Regions from separate parts of the Homo sapiens genome. Here region 1 is linked to region 2. A link is a contact called in ENCODE Hi-C data. All regions are on one chromosome and are shown on one strand. Each heading gives the region's core, a stretch centred on a gene start or an enhancer-like site at or near the end of the contact. The rest is flanking DNA. Distances are from core to core; before and after follow the strand shown.

Evidence for each region. A loop is a pair of places that touch in the nucleus more often than their neighbours do. Pooled maps may share reads with other maps.
Region 1: a map of ascending aorta shows a loop between it and region 2 (15-fold over the local background). The contact joins the promoter of DGKH here to the promoter of MRPS31 in region 2. A Hi-C loop is called at or near these places in 3 of 168 maps with a recorded cell type or tissue (CD8-positive, alpha-beta T cell, ascending aorta and naive thymus-derived CD4-positive, alpha-beta T cell) and 12 of 50 pooled maps.

Annotation. Positions count from the first base shown.
Region 1 is chr13:42,046,968-42,051,988 of GRCh38, reverse strand. It overlaps DGKH (diacylglycerol kinase eta), which reads right to left and starts at 3,341. Exons shown (of 30, transcript NM_178009.5): 1 at 3,024-3,341. The coding sequence starts at 3,215. RefSeq lists a silencer at 3,035-3,564 and an enhancer at 4,105-4,194.
Region 2 is chr13:40,768,921-40,773,670 of GRCh38, reverse strand. It overlaps MRPS31 (mitochondrial ribosomal protein S31), which reads left to right and starts at 2,481. Exons shown (of 7, transcript NM_005830.4): 1 at 2,481-2,686. The coding sequence starts at 2,535. RefSeq lists an enhancer at 2,423-2,592.

The DNA of each region.
Region 1 (5,021 bases), core at 2,092-4,591, 1.3 Mb before region 2:
CTTGTGCTGTCTTAAAAATGACTGGGGCTGAGGCCGTGGCTCACCCCTGTAATCCTAGCACTTTGGGAAGCCAAGGTGGGCAGATCACCTGAGGTCGGGAGTTCGAGACCAGCCTGACCAACATGGAGAAACCCCATCTTTACTAAAAATAAAAAATTAGCTGGGTGTGGTGGCGCATGCCTGTAATCCCAGCTACTCGGGAGGCTGAGGCAGGGGCAGGAGAATCGCTTGAACCTGGGAGGTGGAGGCTGCAGTGAGCCGAGATCACACCATTGCACTCCAGCCTGGGCAACAAGAGTGAAACTCCATCTCAAAAAAAAAAAAAAAAAAAAAAAAAAAAAAGATGGCTTTGAGCTAATCTTAGGGCCTACCTCTCCTCCAGGTGCTCCCATCTTACACACCTGTGCGGAGACACAGAAAGTATTTGTCTTTTTCTAAAGATCCTTCCTTAATTCTCATCTGAATCATAATTGAAGACTGGGAACCAACGTTAAATTTAGTAGTTCTCATTCTATAAATTCCCCCTATTGCTCTCACTTTCTTCCCCAAGAATCAGTATATGTGATAAAAGACGTAAATAATGAAGTCTGTGACATACATGAACAGTCCAGTTGCAGGAGGCGGGGTATGAGGTTGAAGCTCACTGGTCTCAGAATCTTATACCCTGATCTCAAGTGTTCATATATGAAAATGTTGATGAACTTACATGCACTCTAACATAGGAGAAATTGTAAAATGCTGAATTTCTGACATTCAATACACTTTTGAAATTCAAGCAATATTTGATTTCATAGTCAAAAATGATCTCTCATGGCAAAATGTATGTGCTAAATGTTTTTATTAGAAAGTCAGATAGAAAATCACAAATAATGTGCTTTTTAAATTTACTTGTAGTCTCCATAAGCATATAATCTTAGCTATTACAACGAGCGCATGAAACCTATAAAATACAGTGGTACTCCCAACAAATTTGTTGTTTGACATGATTCAATTCAATTTAGAGCCATCTCTCAGTTTTCTTTCGAACAGTATAAATCTACTGGTTAATCCTGATATAAGTATGCATGGAATTTTGACCATTTCATATAAATATGTAACATACACGTTTGTTTGTTTGTTTGCTTGTTTGTTTAAGAGACAGTCTCGCTTCATTGCCCAGGTTGGAGTGCAATGGCAAGATCTCAGTTCACTGCAGCCTTGAACTCCTGGGCTCAAGTGATCCTCAGGTACCTTGTTCTCCCAAAGTGCAGGGATTACAGGCGTGAGCCACCATGCCCGGCCCCTATACAATTTTTTTTTTTACCTGCCATTTTGCCCATCATTAACACAGTTTATGAACTTTTTTCAGAATTAAGATTTGAAATATTAAAAACACTTTTAGGAAAGTCCCTAACTTTGTAAAAGCCTTAATCTTAAAAAACACATTAAATGCCATATTCTTAATTTACTACAAACTCAAAAACGTCACTATTAAAAGGAGTTACAAGATGTACTCTTAACTAAAGTGACTGAATCCCTAACTCTTTAGTAAGTGCATCTTGTCAACAGTTGTTCTTGTGTGTTGTTCTTACACACATGTATTTCAGAAAATAAGGAGGCAGGCTACTACAAACATTAATCCACTAGCTTTTTTTTTGTCGCTCAGGCTGGAGTGCAGTGGCACAATCTCTGCTCGCCACAACCTCCGCCTCCCGGGTTCAAACGATTCTCCTGCCTCAGCCTCCCGAGGAGCTGGGATCTCAGGTGCACGCCTCAAAGCCCAGCTAATTTTTTTATTTTTAATAGACATGGGGTTTCACCATGTTGGCCAGGCTGGTCTGGAACTCCTGGCCTCAAGTGATCTGCCTGCCTTGGCCTCCCAAAGTGCTGGGATTACAGGCATGAGCCACCGTTACCGGCCTCCACAGGCACTGAATAAAAATTATGTTTCCAAATAGGAGTTCATTGACCTTAGGGAAAATTTTTCATAAAAATAACTGTAGAATGAATTTTTTGCAAATTTATTTTTAAAAACGGTACCCCAAGCCAATGATTTTGTGGTTCCGTTTTCAATATCCTCGTTAAATTTCCCTACTGATAACAGACTCTCTCTGTGAAGATTTTTAAATTACAATGAAAATTAGAATACATAAAAATCCTTTAATATCCATAAGCATTTGCTTTGGTATGTTCATGATCAAATTAAAAATTAACTTTGAGACCTCACAGGTCGACAGCACAAGCTTCATTAACAAGAGTAACACACCATCCTAATGTCCACACAGCACAGAGGTAACTTCTCATTATTAAAAAGAACCATGGACGCATGGTTCTGAACCCTGCCTGCACTTGGCGGGAACCTGCGACACGAAAGCCTGGCCAGCCCTTGGAGCCATGCAGGGTGCGGTTAAGCCGCGAACACCATGTCCCACTTGCCTGCCTCGGGGCTTCTGCCTTCCAGACCGCAGCAGGAGGCAGAGGGGCAGGAAAGGCTGACCGGTGTCACCTTCCACCCACCCTCTGAGTGGGCCTAAGTGGGAAAGCAGCAGGGCTCACTGCAGCGCAGGCTGGTTGGCCAGCACATGCGCACGCTCCCCCGAACGGCAGGGAAGAAAAATTGAAACTCTCCTTTTAAGTTCCCTAAGTAGGAACTCGCGACTGCGCGTCAGCTTTTTCCCACGCTCCCGCCGAGCCGCGGGTTCCCTGCACCCGCCTCTGCCAGTCGAACTCCCTGGGAGCCCAGGCTCGCAGCCTCCCGCGCAGCCGCCGGGAATCCGTCCCGCAGCACCGCGGTCCAGCGCCCCCGGGCCCCGCCCCACCCCTCCCCGCCCCGCCCGCGCCCCAGGCCCCGCCCCGCCTCACCGTCTCACCATCCCCGCCTTCCCCGCCTTCCCCGCCTTCCCCGCCTTCCCCGCCTTCCCCGCCTTCCCCGCCTTCCCCGCCTTCCCCGCCTTCCCGGGATCGCCCGGCGCGTTCCAGCGCCCCCGCGCCCTCTCCACCTCCCGCTTTCCACGCGGCCCTCAGGCCCGCCTCCTCCGCCCTACCTTGGTCCGGATCTGCCCCGAGGTAGACACTTTGCGGATCAGTTTCTGGGGTCCCTCTTGCTCCGCTTCGCTGTCAGACGAATCCTCTCCCGGCCCCGCCGAGGCAGCGGCGGAGGTGACCGCGGCGCCGGCTCCGGCGGCCGCTCCTCCAGCGGCGCCCGGAGGGTGGTGCTGGCCTCCGGCCCCTGCCATCCTCTCCGACTCCTGCGGGGACACAGCACCGCCCGGCGGGGGCGGCGGCGTTGGTCAGCGGGTGGGCTCTGCCCGAGCGGAGCCCGGAACCCCGTGCCCGGCCGCCGCCGCCATCTTCCGTTTCCCTAGCTACCCCCGCGAGGTAAGGGTCGCCCGGGGCAGGCGCCCTCCAGGCAGGGGTCCACCCGGCTCCTCCGCTCGGTTCCCGCCGGAGCGGCGGCCACGGTGGGACGCAGAGGTAACGGACCCCCGCCCGCCTCGGACCCCTGCGCACCCAGCCTCGGATAGGACCAGCGCGGGTAGAGAGGATGGGGTGACAGGGTTTGGAGCAACATCTCTTCCACTCCCTTACGGTCTGGGTCCCTAGGATGGACAGGAGGGTGGGGGAGGCAGGAAACCTCTGCAGCCCACCCCGTAGTGGCGATGCCCGCACACCCCCTCTCACTTCTGGACAGCAGGGGCAACGCCGATCCCTGGGGAAGAATGGGAACCTGGAGCTTCCTCCCAGCACCCTTGGGTGCACCCGCCACCTCCTGAACCCCGAATCTCTCCAGAGACACTTGGGCCTCGCCGCGCGGTTCCAGCTGAATAAAAGTCCCCTCTGCCACCAAGACAGTCGGGGGCTGCCCCTCGTCGGTTTCCCCACCCCCAGCCCCACTCCGAGGACCGTACCTCTCCCGCCTCCGCCAGGGCCGTCGGGTCCCCTCAGCTCTCCTGACGGCGGCGTTCAGTTTCTGGCCCACCCCCACCCCCATCCGGCGCACACGGAAGAGAAGAGCATTTTCCGGGAGGTTCAGCTCCGCTCTGAGAACTTTTCGTTCAGAAAGAGCGATCCCCTTCGGCTAACAGGAAACTGGGAAGGGCGTGGAGAAAGCGCAGAAACAAGAGACTACACGCAGCCCAAGACGACAGAACGCACAAGAAGTGTCTAAGCTGAAGCGCTAACCGAGATTGCCTGGAAGAAAACAATACACTCGAGCCATGCGAACACCAGTACCCGAGACAAAAAGCCTTGGAAGTCCTGGCAGAGCCACTCCCTAGCCCGGACTAGAGCAGGAGGAAGTGGGATCAACAGGCTGTAGCCACCGCGCACAACTCCCCTGCAAGCTGGCTGCGCGGGCACTTGGGAACCGCGGACTGGCAGCGGGTTGTGCACGCTCAACGTCAAAGAAGCCTCACAGGTGTGAGGGGGCTGCGGTGAGGGGGCTGCGAGAGAAGACATTAAAACGACAGATCCCTCTTGTCATCCAAAGAGAACACCAAACTGGTGTTAGCTATATTTTTAAATAGGACAAAAAGTCCCTGCCAGACTGTGGAGTCTCTCCACCTGGAGAAAGCATTCAATCTCTGTTATGTTCATGCCTTTCAGTACCATTCCTTTCGTATTTTTTCAGTTGACATGACCTTTAAGGTTCCTCCAAACTAAGGTTCTAATTTTTTTTTTTAACTTGCAGTCTTACTCCCAACAAGAAATTTGATATATTAGAGCTAACAGTTCTAAGAAGTTTTAAGAAATAGTATGCAATCCCAATACTGGACATCACACTGTAAATTAAATTCATTAAAATGTAAAATGTGTTTAGTTCAAATATTTAAAGACAGGAGACTGCTGCTATGTAATAATAACAGAGAGGCTATTTCTGCAGCTTCTGTTGTCTCCTTTAGGAAAGGAAGGAGTTGGGCAAAATGAATTTTAAGAACGCTTAGAACTCTACAAATATGTAATTCTTTATCTACAAAGAACATATTTCTGGAAATTCTTAAAAGAGAAAAATAATCAAAATAATGGCCTTCATTCCCACCTGT
Region 2 (4,750 bases), core at 1,232-3,731:
TCGAAAAAAGATGAGGTAACTATTAAATGTGATCCACATGGACTGCTTATTATACTCAAGAATGGATTTTCCACTGGGTATCAAGTGATATCAAGGAAAGTATGCTGTACTGCTAATATTCTATTTCTTGATCCAGGTGGAGGTTTATATGGGTGAATTAACTCTGTGATCATTCCTTAAACACATTTTTGGTCAGGCACGGTGGCTAATGCTTGTAATCCCAGCACTTTGGGAGGCCAAGATGGGAAGATCACCTGAAATCAAGAGTTCGAGACTAGCCTGGCCAACATAGTGAAATCTGTCTCTGCTAAAAATGCCAAAATTAGCTGGGGGTGGTGGTGCACGCCTGTACTCCCAGCTACTCGGGAGGCTAGGGCAGGAGGATTGCTTGAACCTGGGAGGTGGAGGTTGCAGTGAGCTGAGATAGCACCACTGCACTCCAGCCTCGGTGACAGAGCAAGACTCCATCTCAACAATAACAAAGATACATTTTCATCAACATATTTATAATTCATACACTTTTCTGTATTGAAGTTGCTAAAGTTTATAGGAGGCCGTAGTTTTGGACAAGCTTCCTGTACTAGCCCCCAGCACACCAGAGCAAACCAGAATAGTCACTTGTGCTAAGTGCCAAGTAATCAAACTGAACTTTGAAATCAGGGCCAGTTTTCCAAAAGCAGGAGATTCACAGCACCAATCAGAGGGGCCCTAGTTTACCTGAGCCAGCATGACAAGGAATCCCTCTGTTTTAACCCTATAAGGAAGGTAACTTTGAAATGACCAATCTGATTTTTGTTCCCTGTTTCTATTTTCTTCAACTCTTTTGTGCTTGTAAAGCCAAACCCCTCTGCTCAACTCACTGGAACACTATTCTAGAATCACAAATAAAAACCAATTATGCTAAATTTGCCATAATTTTGTTTTTTGACAAAGTTATGCTTTAATTTTTGTTTGTTTTTTTACAAATCAGACAAAGTAAGCATCCCCAAGTGTACTGTGTAGAGCATTCAGTCACAAAGGTTCTGTTAGTGTTAGTGGATCTCAGGAAGATCTGCTCAATGTAAGCTGTGTTTTAGTATCACAAAAACTCACCTCCCCACCTTGATTATTTTTTGAGAGGACAGGGAAAATGTTGATGTAAACTTTGGAATGCCTTTATGGAATTTTAGGCTAGTGGTTCCCATGTGTCCTATTAGCCAACATTTCCCACCAGATTTATTCTCATCCCCTTCCAAGTTTGGGAACCCCACATCTCTTCTGGGGTCACAGTTCCCTGTTTCATGAGGGACAGGTAAAAGCCAAGTCTCTCTCTTGCATCTTTTCATCCTTTTTTTTTTTTGAGACGGGGTCTCACTCTGTTGCCCAGGCTGGAGTGCAGTGGCACAATCTTGGCTCACTGCAGCTTCCGCCTCCCGGGTTCAAGCTATTCTCCTGCCTCAGCCTCCCGAGTAGCTGGGATTATAGGCACTCGCCACCACGCCAGGTTAATTTTTGCATTTTTAGTAGAGTCAGGGTTTCACTATGTTGACCAGGCTGGTCTTCACCCCTGGCCTCAAGTGATCTGCCCGCCTCGGCTTCCGTAAGTACTGGGATTACAGGTATGAGCCACTGTGCCCCCGGCGTAAATCTTTTTTTCTTTTCTTTTTTGTTTTTTTGAGACAAAGAATCTCGCCCTGTAGCCCAAGCTGGAGTGCAATGGCGCGATCTCGGCTCACTGCAGCCCCCACCTCCCGAGTTCAAGCGCTTCTCCTGCCTCAGCCTCCCCAGTAGCTGGGATTACAGGCGCCCGCCACCACGGCCGGCTAATTGTGTGTGTGTGTGTGTGTGTGTGTTTGTATTTTTTTTTTTTTTTTTTTTTTTTAGTAGAGATGGGGTTTCACCATGTTGGCCAGGCTGGTCTCGCACCCGTGACCTCAAGTGACCCACCCGCCTCGGCCTCCCAAAGTGCTGGGATTACAGGCGTGAGCCACCGTGCCCGGCCATAAAGCTATTTTTGAAAAATGAAACCTATGTCTCATTTTGACTCTACATCAAAAATAAAGACTGAAAGGAAACGCTAATTCATAGGGCAGCAGGTCTTTTAGTAATTTTTTTTAAACCTCTTTGGTGGCCATGGCGCATTTTGAGAACGTGGTGAACGCTGTAGACCCTTCCCCTCCAAACATCGCAAAATATTGTCTGTTAAAGAAGAGACTGATCTCACTGGCACCATCTGTAGTTTTTGCACAACTGGTCACGCCCTCCACTGTCGGGTTCGCCGGTCTGGGACCCGCCTCGGCCAGCGAACCTTTGCTGAACTCTGGCGAGGACTCCGCCTCTAGGACTACAATCGCGGGGTGGGTCGGGTCGCTTGGAGGCAACTGGCTCCGCCCGGCCGCGGGCGAGTCCGGAACACAGTTACCCGCCCCTGTAGCCCACCGGAGCGCAAAGGGGGAGGAAGGCGCCAGGCCGGAAGCGGAAGAGAGGGCGGGGACGTGTTTGGCAGCGGGACGCACCATTTCAGTTGTGTTCTTGGTTCATTTCGTGTCTCGGCGATGTTTCCTAGAGTCTCGACGTTCCTACCTCTTCGCCCCCTTTCCCGCCACCCTTTGTCCTCTGGAAGCCCGGAGACATCAGCGGCTGCGATTATGCTACTCACTGTTCGGCACGGAACAGTCAGGTACCGCAGTTCAGCGCTGTTGGCCCGGTAGGTCCTCAGGCAACCCCGTGCCCCGTCCTGTACATCCTCCGACTTCCTGGGGTCGATGTTACCACCTGCTGGGTCTTAGAAGCTATTGCTTTAAATCTGAGGAAAGAGAAATCCCAGAAAGAAAAGATGACTTGCCCAAGGTCATAGTGTGCGTGAAAACAGAGCTACGATTACAAACCTGGTCGCTGTGCTCTACTACACGCCGCGCCTCATTCCTCTTGTCATCATCTCCTGTCAGTTTACCCAGGTTTTTATCTTTTGCCTCCCAAGATTTATTTGATAGTCTCATTTGTTTTCCTTCATTTATTCTTTAGTTCATTACTGAAAAACTCGAAAAACAGCGTGCCAGTACTGGTTGTAAACCCCAAGTGAGACAGTCCTGCCATCACGGAGCGTGTAGTTCCAGAAAGTAGACAATTCAAGTGCTATGTAGTGAAGTAATAGCTGAGATAGTGTAGGTAAACAGAGTACACTATTCAGCCAACATGAATGAGTACTTGCTGGGATAGCAAATAGGGACACCTAACCATTATAGGGGAGACTCAGGATATCGTTTCTGGAAAAGTCTGACGAAATCTGAAGGAGGACCACTGGTTGAAGTTAGCCAGGAAAAAAGGGAATTGTGGCATACTTGGTTTTGGTATTTATCCTCCGAGAACTTTATTATGAAAACCTAATTCCGCTGCATAAATTCCATGCGTAACACTCAGAAGGCAGTTTGGTTAAGTACAGTGCTGAAGCAGGTTAGTAGCAGTGAAGATGGGAAGGACCAGCTGAATGGAGGAGAAAAATTGCACAGGTAGAATTAAAGGGATGTGACGTCATGGGATAATGGTAGGGTAGTCAGAGATAGCAAAAATTTCAACTGGCTGCGTTGGAGTATTAGGGTATCCTTAATGTTAACAGAAGAATGCGGAGCCAGGCTTGAGAAAGATTTTTCCATATATTATAATTTTTAGAAAACAACAAATACCTGTTTATGTTAGGGGGCCTTTTAATATAGAAAGTGTGAAAAATGGAAAGTCAGTCTGAAAGAGGAGTCTTGAATGTGGTGTTGAAGGTGTTGCATTTGAAGTACTGATGAGCTGCTGTCAGTGGAAACAAACTCAGGTGGGAGGTTAGGTCGAGAGGTTTATTATTTTTAGTGCTAGGGAGTTACTTAGACGTGATTTTCCTATAATGTAGATTGTTTTCTGTGGTATGATAGCAGTCTTGAAAGAAAACATTGTAGTAAAGATTACATGTGAGATTCATTCCCCTGATTACCACTTTTCTATTAAAATACCTTGAATAGTAACTTTAAATGTAAAATAATGACCATTTTCTTAAATAGATTGTACCATATATTGAATATTATAATGAGAGTCCTGTGTACTGATTATGAGGATACTAGTTATGCAGTTGGTTTTTTATTCTAATTTTTAAGTGCCTGATTTGATAGCCTCTGACGTTTTCATAAGCAGATCAAATAGTTTCAGCATTTTTTGAAATTGCCATTTTCTCTTTCATGTAAGTATCCTTAACCTGCGGCTGCCATTTTCTGGCTTTGAGAACTTGATAATATATATATATATATATATATATATATATATATATATATATATATATGGACAGAGTCTTGCTCTGTCGCTTAGGCTGGAGTGCAGTGTGTGATCTCGGCTCACTGCAACCTCTGCTCCCTGGGTTCAAGCGATTCTTCTGCCTCAGCCTCCCAAGTAGCTGGGACTACAGGCACCCACCACCACACCTGGCTAATTTTTGTATTTTTAGTAGAGACTGGATTTCACCATATTGGCCAGGCTGGTCTTGAACTCCTGACCTCATGATCCGCCCACCTCCGCCTCCCAAACTGCTGGAATTACAGGCGTGCACCACCATGCCCAGCTGAACTTGATACAATATTTAACCCAGGGTCTGATACAGGCTCTTGAGCTCACCTGCATGGGAATCACCTGGGGTTTAGTTAAAATGTTAAATTCCAAACTAAGAATTGTGTTTTAAGTCAGCTCCCTATGTGATTTGTATAACCTGTAGAGATTCATAACCACTACTTTAACTTCT